Linked DNA regions of Homo sapiens: region 1 is linked to region 2. A link is a loop called in an ENCODE intact Hi-C map of the cell type or tissue named here. Cell type or tissue: breast epithelium. All regions are shown on one strand. Links, peaks and the distances in the headings refer to the core of each region. The heading gives the core; the rest is flanking DNA.

Region 1 (5,381 bases), core at 142-5,141, 110 kb before region 2:
GCACAGAGATAGGAAGTGATTGAGAACTCAATCACTTCTCAACAACAGAAAAGGAATCACTTTCAATATAGTAGAAGGGGAAATGAAATAAAACCTATTCGACTAATCCAGTAGAAGTCAATAAAGCAGGAAAATAAAAAGAGAAGGAAATATAAAACATGTATTTAGAAAACAAAAAGTGGTAGAAGTCGGTCAAATATCAATAATCACAAGAATTATAACAGATTAAACTCATCTGTTAAAGGATAAATTTTCAGATTAGATTTAATTTTTTCATTCATTCATTCAACAAATAATTATTAAGCACCTACTATGCATACTAGGCAGTGGTCTAGGCACTGCAATCCAGCTAAAAGCTATTCTAAAAGACACATTTAAAACCAAAAACAGGAAAGGATCAAAACCAAAAGATTAAGAAAAAATATTCCAGGTAATACTAACTAAAAGAAGTTGATCTTGACAATATTAATTTGAAACAAAATAAGCCTTAAGACAAAAACTTGGCAATAAAAAGGTCTTGATAAAGAACAATTCACCAAAAAAAAAAATATAGTTAACCTGAACCTGTGTAACCTTACAACACAACTTCGAAATATATAAAGCAAAAACCGACAAAAAGATATTATTGACAATGAATAATCAAAGTGGTAGATTTTAATCACTTCTCTCAGAAAGCATTGAATCAGACCAAAAAATTGTGAAGGATACAGCAGAGTCGAACCACAGTTATTTATGAAAACTTGCACCTCAAAAATAAAGAATAAACAGCTATTCAAGTACATACTTACAAGAACTAACCATGTACCCTAGGCCACAAAGAAAATACCAAAAGGCATCAAAGAATTGATATTATACAGATCATATTCACAAACCTCAGTGCAATAAAATTATAACGTCAGTAACCAAAACATTTCCACACAACCCATGTGTTAAGAAAATTTCTGAATGCCCCTCTAAATAATTAATGGGTAAAAGGAAGAATAATCATGGAAATTATAAACTATAACTTAATAACAATAGAATATTATATAGCAAAATAGTAAAGAGTAACATAAATATGGTTACTGTCCCACAGACAACTCCACAGCACAGGGACATCCCAAGACTAAGATACCAGATGGGAACCCTTAAAACTAGGGCAAGTGAACAGAAGAGTTTTAGAAGGGCTGAACAAGACTATCTCTCAAATAGCATTTTTTTTTTTTTTGAAACGGAGTTTTTCTCTTGTTGCCCAGGCTGGAGAGCAATGGCGTGGGCTTGGCTCACCGCAACCTCCACCTCCTGGGTTCAAGCTATATCCTAGTCATCTTCATCTGTGTAGAACCACATACGGTAGGCATTCAGCAAGTCTTTGTGGAGACACCTTTGGGGTCTGCACCCCAATGCTACTTCTTTAACTGGCTGGAGCATTTCAAACCGTGGTCTGCCTGCTATGGCTAGAGGGAAGATACTTACCCTGGTTTTTAGGGGTGTTCCAAAAAAGCTCCCACCATTGCTGGGCCAGAGAGAGCCAGAAAGCCACATTCCTGCCACATCATGCCCCCATCCAAAACACCGCCACAGTGCAATGACACCCCACTGGGGACCACTTTAAATCAGAGCCCAAGATTTATTTATTTATTTATTTATTTATTTATTTATTTATTTATTTATTTTTGAGACAGAGTCTCACTCTGTCACCCAGGCTGGAGTGCAATGGTACGATCTCGGCTCACTGCAACCTCTGCCTACCGCATTCAAGCACTTCTCCTGCCTCGGCCTCCCAAGTAGTTGGAACTACGGGCCCCCACCACCATGCCTGGCTAATTTTTGGATTTTTTAGTACAGACGGGGTTTCACCATGTTGGCCAGGCTGGTCTTGAACTCCTGACCTCAGGCGATCCACCCACCTTGGCCTCCCAAAGTGCTGGGATTACAGGCATGAGCGCAGGATTTTTAATAGATGTCATTTTCCAGTCTGCCCCCTGGAAGTCTGGAAATGTAGAGGTTTGGCCTGAATCCTGTCTGGAAATTGGTGTTCACCTGCTTTTGCAGAAAGGAGTAAGATTTCACTCTGGGCAAGGAAAAACCTCATTAAAGGCTCATTTATCTTCCTGGGGAGCCGTTTGCCTGAAACGAACTGAATCTTAAAATGCAAATTCTTTCTCAGGGAATGAGCGTGGCAACTGAAGCTGCAATACCTGTCAGAATGATTTGAGAGCAATTCTTTTACTATTACTATCATCATTATCATTATTATCATTATTTCAACCCAGCCATTAGGTTAATACTATTAAGTCAGCATTTTCAGCAAATTGTTAGTGGCGTGAAAGTGTGTGTGTGTGTGTGTGTGTGTGTGTGTGTGTGTGTGTAGGGATTACAGCTGTCATCATTTCTATCCTGTTGTAAGGTTTAATAATTTAACCACAGGTATGTGCTCCAGGCTGAAAGCCGATGAGTGAGAAGGAAGCAGGGAGGAAGGGGGGTGCCCAACCATACATTGTCCCATTAATATGAAGGTAATCAGCATGACTGTTGGATGAAGTAGAGCACGGTCCATGAGGACGCAATAGAGCACATGTGTACACATCAGCATCTCAGCACTTTCCATGGACCCTGGCCCTCTCTGTGGCTAGGCATTGGTGGCAGTCCCAAGAAGCCTAAGATGAAATTGACTTTAAAAAGTGGAAGCAGCAATGTGATTTGTATCCCCCGGGAAGTATGGCTTGATTTATTACTACATCCCCAATTACCCAGTGCTTGACAGAACTGGTCAAGCAGGGGAGGGGGCCAATAGTGTTAGTTCCCTTCCATGGAGATTCATGGCAGCGTCACTGAAAGTGTGGGAGTGTTGGAGTCAGCTGAACCTGAGTGTGAATCCCCGCTGTGTGACTGCACAGGTGACTTAACCTCTCTGGGTCTGTTTCCTTATCCACAAAATGGGGGCTGGAACCCTTTCTCCTAGGATGATTATGAGTGTTAAATTAGAAAAATTCAAGGACTAGCTCACCGTATGCACATGCATTATAGGCACTCAGTCAACAGCTACTCTGCTGCTAGGCTGTTCTGTTCCAGGCTTGTTTCCTAGCTCCGGCAGGGCCCAACTCAGTGCCTACCTCAGGGCTCCAGCTAGGGCCTTCCAAAACCTCCATGGCCAAATGAACTGTCCTGAAGACATCCAGGAGGAGGCACCCCACCCCTGGGGAATCTCTTCACTCTCTTTCCCTGGCTCTGGGCAGTAATCTGAGATGTCAGGCTGGGTGTTTCTTTTAGAGGACAATGTGTCTTCAAGTACTGCCAGGGCAGTGATGAGCAGGTTGTGCATGGGACCCTGGGGGACTGTATTTGGGTCTCCCTTTCCTAGAGACCCCCTGTCAATCTTCAGTGTTCCTCAGGAGGCACTCACCTCACATCACACCCCACTAAACACACACACACACATCAATAACAAGAGCATCAACTTCTTTTTTGGAAACTTTGGCTCCAACTAAATGAATCAGGGCCATCATCACAATATCCCTGTCCAGAAAATGAACATAAAGATACATGAATAACCTTGTCAATGGTTTAATTCCTCCACCCTGAAATTTACTATTTAAAACTTGGAGATAATAAAGACGTAGAAATTACAGGGGGAAAATGATCTACGAACAACCTTTGGCTAACATTTAGCAATATCTCTTGCAAGTCTCTCCTTTATGCATATTTCATTTTATATAATAATGATCAACTTAGATGTTTGATATTCATTTATGTGTCCTGCTTCTCTCACCTAATTTTATAGAGTGAGCATCATTTTAATAGTTGCATGTTATTCTCTAAGAAAGGATACGCCATGATTTATGCAACCACCTCCCAATCATTGGAATCTCAGATTGCTGCCAAAACATTTGCTATTGTAAATGGCATTATGAAACAAATCAAGCCTTTTCTACTTTGAGTTCCTTGTTGGTTGGTTGGTTGGTTGGTTTTATTTGTTTGTTTGGGGGTTTTTTTGAGACAGGGTCTCACTCTGTCATCCAGACTGGAGTGCGGTGGCACTATCATGGCTCACTGCAGTCTTGACCTCTTGGGCTCAGGTGATCCTTCCACCTCAACCTCCCCAGTAGCTAGGACTACAGGTGCTTGCCACCACACTTGGCTAATATTTTGTATTTTTAGTAGAGACGGGGTTTCATCATGTTGCACAGGCTAGTCTCAAACTCCTGGGCTCAAATGATCCACCTGCCTCGGCCTCCTGAAGTGCTGGGATTACAGGCATGAGCCATCGCACCCAGCCTGCTTTGAGGGTTATTATCTCAGGAATTATTCCCCGGAATAATAAGTATAAGGTTACCTGTTATAAGGCCCCTAATATGTATCACCGACCTAATTTCCTAAAGAGTTATATCAATGTATATACCCCTAAACATTTGCTCATGATCTTCAAAGATATCCACTCTCACCAAATAAATAAATAAATAAATAAACTCAACATCCTTAGAAAATGTCTCAAGTAGATGGCAGAACATTAAGCCATCACTTCCCAAAATGTGGGTCCCTCCCATGCCACTGTAGTATAGGAGATATTAGAGCACGAGTAAACTTTTTTTTTTTACTTTAAGTTCTGGGATACATGTGCAAAACGTGCAGGTTTGTTACATAGGTATACATGTGCCATGGGGGTCTGCTGCACCCATCAACCCGTCATCTAGGTTTTAAGCCCTGCATGCATTAGGTATTTGTCCTAATACTCTCCCTCCCCTTACTCCCCACCCACTGACAGGCCCTGGGGTGTGATGTTTCTCTCCCTGTGCCTGTGTGTTCTCATTGTTCAACTCCCACTTATGAGTGAGAACAGAGCATAAATAAACTTTTAGTATATATTAGAAAAACTATGAAACACTCAAAATCCGTGTTTCTTTAAATATTATCAGGCCTTGGCTAAAGTGTGGGTTTAAGGGTTTTTTTTGTAGGTGTGTTGAGTTCAAACTGTACGCTACTATGATAAAAGCTGTAAACATAGAGCAGGAAACTGCCCTGGTCTGTCAGGCAAAGCACAGTCCTGCCCTTAGAAAGAACAGGGCAAGGCAAGGAAAACTGAGTGAAAAACACTGGCTTACATGCACACACACACACACATACACACACACACACACACACACACATACACGCACAGCCACATGCTAATGCACAGCCCTTCAGGGTTGAGGGTGAGGTGAGGGCAGCGTTCTATGCTATTATCAGGCATTGTTGCCTTAGTGAGAATGAGGTGTCTAAGGGAGCAGAGAGGCCAGAGCATGCCTTAGGGTATTAGACTCCGCCATGGGGGATTAGGGCATGGGAGAAAGGCAAAGACAAGAACAGGCAATTCAGAGGGAAATTGTGTAAACTACTTTTTCCAGTTTCACAATTTTGCCTTG
Region 2 (5,381 bases), core at 171-5,170:
AATACACTAACAAACATAAATATCTGATCAACAGATCAGTACCCAGATCATTCATGAGTCTCTGGAGAGTCTGGTGGCTGTCATTCAGTGCCCCAGGCCAGATTACTGCTAGGGGGTTGCCAAATCAAGTTTCTGGATCTGCTAAGCTGAGTCCCCATGTGGCTGACCTCAACCTCTCTAAGGTCCTTCCACCCTGGGAAGCCTGGCCTGGCCTGAGGAACTGCTGGCTCTTCCTCATGAAAACCACACCGACTGGTCACTGATCACTCATGATGTGTGGGCTGTTAGGTGAGCTCTTGGGAATATAGCATAGACTTTGGTACCAGGGAGGCCTGGTTCACATCCCCTCTCTACGAGCCGTGTGATCATAAATGAGTTATTTAACTTCCTTCAACCTGTGAAATGGAGGTGACATCTCTAGTGTATAGTTCTGTAAGGATTGATAGAGACAATATGTACCTAATCCCAAACACAGGGTCAGGACTACGGTAGTCTTCCAATCAAGCTTGCCCCTTCCTGCGCACAGCCATGAGTCTCACCGTGCTCATCTCTTTGTATACTGGACACTTCAGCTACTTCCTCTTCCGTGTTATAAGCCCCATGGCGGCCCTGTGTTCTGTTAGTCCCCTGGCTACAAGTCAGTGACTTTACCCATCATATTCCTAGTGGCCTGCTGTCTTAGTTGGGGTCTCCCCACAAGTAGAACCTGAGACAAGGATTCCAGCTCAGGTAGTTTGTGGGAGATGATCCTAGGAAACACCACTGAAGATGTGAGACAGGGAAAGGAAGGAGACAATGAAGGATGCGAGATCATGCAAGTTACCCATGTGGCTGAAGCTTGATCCCCTCAGGGAACTCAGAGACAGTTATCCCAGAAGGACAAGAGTGCTGAGGCATTTTACACCTACTCCCACCAGTCTTTATTTTTTTGAAGGGGGCAGCAATTACTCCCCAACACTTCCTGCCTGCTGCACTCATGGGCAAGACAGCCTCCAGCACCAGAGTCCTCAGGCAGGCACTGGCAGCTGGAAGGGCTGACATGGGGAAGTGGGAGGGACAGCTGCCACATCTGAGGAGTGTCACTTTGGCTACCTGCCTCCCTGGTCACAGCTTCCCTCTGGCCTTGCCTATTCCTTGACCAGTCATGAGCTCAACATACCTATTGCATTGTTCTGACCTAACTGCATCCTAGTGTCAAGCTCCTCCAATTTGCAAACAGATAAATGAATTTTTAAAAAGATTTTATCATATATATTTAAGGCATATAACATGATGCTTTGATATACACATAGATAATGAAATGGTTTGTGACGAGAAGGGAGACCATTTCCTCAGCAAACTAACAGCTGCTCTCTCTGGTCTATGCCTTCTACTCTATCTTTAAACATCCTGCATCACTATCTCCATTTTGCAACTGTTAAAGCTCCAGTCTGCATTTGTCAAAGGCTGATCAGGTTCAAGAAAAATTTTTCATCACCATTAAAACCTCTAATTCTTTCTCCCAGCTAACCACATAAAAGTTACAACCACCTCTGGGTTATCATTATGGTCTTGTTATTATTACCTGAGAATGTTTGAAAACATCCCACAGAGAAATCTAACTAAAAGAGTCTAGAAAACAAGAGGGTCACCGTATCAAACACTTGTTTATCACAGGCGGGGTGAAACGCTGGGAGAGGAGGTTATTAGATGTACCCAGCCCTGAAGATCCAACTCTGACACCCTAGATGCTGTTCATTAGTAAGAAATAGTTATGGAGGGCCTACTAGATGCAGAGTGCTTGTGTTGAGTTCCATCAAGAACAGAGAGACGCTTGAGAAACTTCCAGAAATAACTTCTCTTTCCAAAAACAATGCTGAGCCTGTTCCAACTTCCACTATTAGGAAAGTTTTTTTTCTTTCTTTCTTTCTTTTTGGTCTTATCCAGTATCATCTTCTATAGTGAACCTCTTGCTGGGAGGTTTAGAATTTTTGTACCATGTGGCTGAAAGGGACCTCAGAGTGCATGCTGGTTTACAGATACAGATTCTGAGATTCAGAAGGAAAATAATTAGCCTGAAGTGAGCCCACCTCATTGGTGGTAGAGCAGGGCCTGAAATCCTTGCCTCTTGTCCCTAGTGCTCGCCTGCTTTATCCTTTAAACTGTTACTAGGTCGGGCGCGGTGGCTCACGCCTGTAATCCCAGCACTTTTGGAGGCCAAGGCAGGTGGATCACGAGGTCAGGAGTTCAAGACCAGCCTGGCCAAGGTGGTGAAACCCTGTCTTTATTAAAAATACAAAAATTAGCGGGGCGGGTTGGTGGGTGCCTGTAATCCCAGCTACTCAGGAGGCTGAGGCAGAGAATTGCTTGAACCTGGGAGGTGGAGGTTGCAGTGAGCCGAGATTGTTTCACTGCACTCCAGCCTGGGTGACACAGCAAGATTTCATCTCAAAACAAAAAGAAAAAAAAAAAGAAGGTATATAAGGCAGCCAGCACATAGCAGTGACATAGCAGTCTAATAATAATAGTGAGCTGTCACCATTTGTCTCCCTATTGGTGTGACATGGCTTAGTCCAACTTAAGGTCCACTCCTGACTTGAATTCCATTTTCCAGACCCCTGATAGGGTTGGTTCTCTCCAGCTAAAACTCAAGATCTACAAATGAAAACCATCAGAGAATTCAACTTAGCAGACTGCTAAAGCTACTCTCTAAATCAGTAATCATAACCAATTGATTTCACCATTTTTCTATAAAAAGTGCAGTTTTACACTGATTCATATAAAGTTTTCAATACATGTTTGTTGAAACTTTTCCTGTGACTGGCATTGGTCTAACCCTGGAGGAAACTAAGTCTCTAATCTGAGGGAACTCACAAATCATTGGCAGAGAAATCTCAAAAGAACAAACCCAAAAAGTCTAGTACAATTGTAACATGGGGCTAAGTGTGACAATAGAGGAATGCAGGGCACAAAGAGGGAGGAAGACAGTGTTTTCCAGGTGGACGCTGGGGGAAAAAACGTTCCAGGAAGAAAGAAAAGCCCGTCCAATGGCCTGGAGACATTAAACAGCCATCTATTTTAATAGAACTGAGATCGAATCACAGGTGGGATAGAGATGGAGTAGGAGGGAGGAGCCTGATTCTGAGAAGCCTTTTGTATCAGGCACGTTCTTAGCTGTAAATTCAAAGACCACTCTGGCCAGTTAAATAGAAAATGAATTTATTAAAACATATGGGGTGGGATGGCTACATATTTTATCTCCTCATTTGAGAGGGAAAGTGGAGTTATTTCTAATTATGCCAGGATTGCAAGTGTAAAGGACACACGAATGGAGTCTTTTAAGATTCGGGTGCTCCTAGAAGCTGGGCTGTTGACAGCGGCCTTGCGCCTGATACAGTGGTGGGTACAGTGGGGCAGCCCTGCCACACTGTGAGAACCCCTGCCACTTACTGCCCAGAGAGCTGCATGTCTCATCCAACACCGTCAATGGCATTGCCAGCTTCTGAAAATGTGCACCTCTGACTGGTGAGGCCTGCTTCACACACCTGCTGCCAAGCGAAGGGAGACAGACTAGGAAAGTAAATTCCTGATGGCACCACCTACCCGCTTCAGCCGGGACCTCCCTGCGGCTTTAAATGGCACCCTGGTCAGCTCCTAGAGAGAGGCCATTGAACTGGACTTGGCAGGGGAAATAGTACCTGAAGCAACCAAATATTCACTTGAAATTACACTGTTTTGATAGCTTCATGTGACGGAAAAGGTGTTGGACCAGATGGAGTTATCACTAAAGTTCCCCTCTACCCTGGTGGGGAGGGATTTGGCCAAGCAAAGCAGGTAGCAATTACTGGGAAAAACAAAACCTTCGTTGTTTATACTTCGGTGGATTGGGACCTCTCAAACAACCAGTTACAGTTGTTAACTGCCCTTTTGGGGGTATGAAAAACCCAGACCTTCCAGGGTCAGAGGCCTGGCCTCCTTCTTGGCAGAAGAGGAAATGAAGTTCATTCCTTTGTGGTGAACCTGATTCTGAAAAAACAAAACCCATTTTTTTCTCAGTAGGTTATCCTACCACATGTCCAACCATAGGAGTCTGGACTTTCTCTTATTGGTTAAGCTTTAAAGCATTTTGAACAGGAGTTAGATATGGTTATATTTGAGTTTCAGAATATTCATCCTGGTTCATATTCCACCTTTTTTTTTTTTTTTTTGAGACAGGGTCTCACTTTGTCACCCAGGCTGGAGTGCAGTGATGCAATATTGTCTCATTGCAGCCTCAGCCTCCTGGGCTCAAGTGATCCTCCCATTTCAGCCTCTCGAGTAGCTGGGACCACAGGCACACACCACCACACCCAGCTAATTTTTGCATTTTTTGTAGAGACGGGGTTTCACCATGTTACGCAGGCTGATCTTGAACTCCTGAGCTCAAGCAATCTGCCTGCCTTGGACTCCCAAAGTGCTAGGATTACAGGTATGAGCCACCACGCCTGGCCATCTTTATTTTTTTAATTAAACTTTTCCATAAGTTTATTGCGAGTACATAGAAACATAATTGATATTTTATGCTTATCATGTATCCTACGACCTTGCTGGACAAACATTCTAATTTTAGGAGGTGATGGGTTTTTGTTTTCCCTTTAACATTTTTTTTTTTTTTTTTTTTTTTTGAGATGGAATCTTGCCCTATTGCCCAGGCTGGAGTGCAGTGGTGTGATCTTGACTCACTGAAACTTCTGCCTCCTGGGTTCAAGTGATTCTCGTGCCTCAGCCTCCCGAGTAGCTGGGACTACAGGCAGGCACCACCATGCCTAGCTAATTTTTGTATTTTTAGTAGAGACAGGGTTTCATCATGTTGGCCAGGCTGGTCTCAAACTTCTGGCCTCAAGCAATCTGCCTGCCTCAGCCTCCCAAAGTGCTGGGATTAACAGGCATGAGCCACTGTGCCCAGCTCCTTTAAAATTGTTTACATAAGCAATCATGGCCTCTGCAAATAAGGACAATTTTATCTCTTTCTTTTTGATCTGTGTGCTTTTAATTGTCTTTCTTGCCTTATTGCACTCGATATAATTTCTAGCACCTTGTTGAATAAGAAAGATTAGAGTGGACATACTTGCTTCGTATGTCTTTCCCACTAAACATAATGTTAGCAATAGATTTTTTTGTAGATGTTCTTTATCAATTTGAAGAAGTTTTTCTCTATTCCTATTTTCCTAAGGGTTTTTTCGGTCATGAATGTGTTTTGCCTAATGATTGATATGTCTGCATCAATTGATATGATCATGTGATTTTTCTTTTTTAGCTTGTTAATGTGGTTAATAGTATACACTATACTGAGATATAGTAGGACAGGACTTGTGGCTAGAAGCAGCTGTAGAAGAGCATTCCTTCTTCTAAAGAAATAGCAG

The links. A loop is a pair of places that touch in the nucleus more often than their neighbours do. Peaks named below come from ENCODE experiments on the same cell type or tissue, not always from the same donor. Only the 100,000 strongest peaks of a DNase experiment are listed, where the experiment ranks them.
Region 1: a loop joins it to region 2, with 36 times the contacts of the local background. A loop is called at or near these places in 1 of 110 quality-filtered maps.

What each region holds. Positions count from the first base shown.
Region 1 is chr15:63,001,230-63,006,610 of GRCh38, forward strand. No RefSeq gene overlaps it. Among named protein-coding and RNA genes, the nearest start is that of TPM1, 39 kb to the right of the region's middle. In breast epithelium, for the core only: no CTCF peak of the experiment used is centred there; a DNase peak (open chromatin) is centred at 2,435.
Region 2 is chr15:63,110,630-63,116,010 of GRCh38, forward strand. It overlaps LOC107984798 (a long non-coding RNA gene), which reads right to left. Exons shown (of 2, transcript XR_001751584.1): 2 at 3,182-3,527. Among named protein-coding and RNA genes, the nearest start is that of LACTB, 8.5 kb to the right of the region's middle. In breast epithelium, for the core only: no CTCF peak of the experiment used is centred there; no DNase peak of the experiment used is centred there.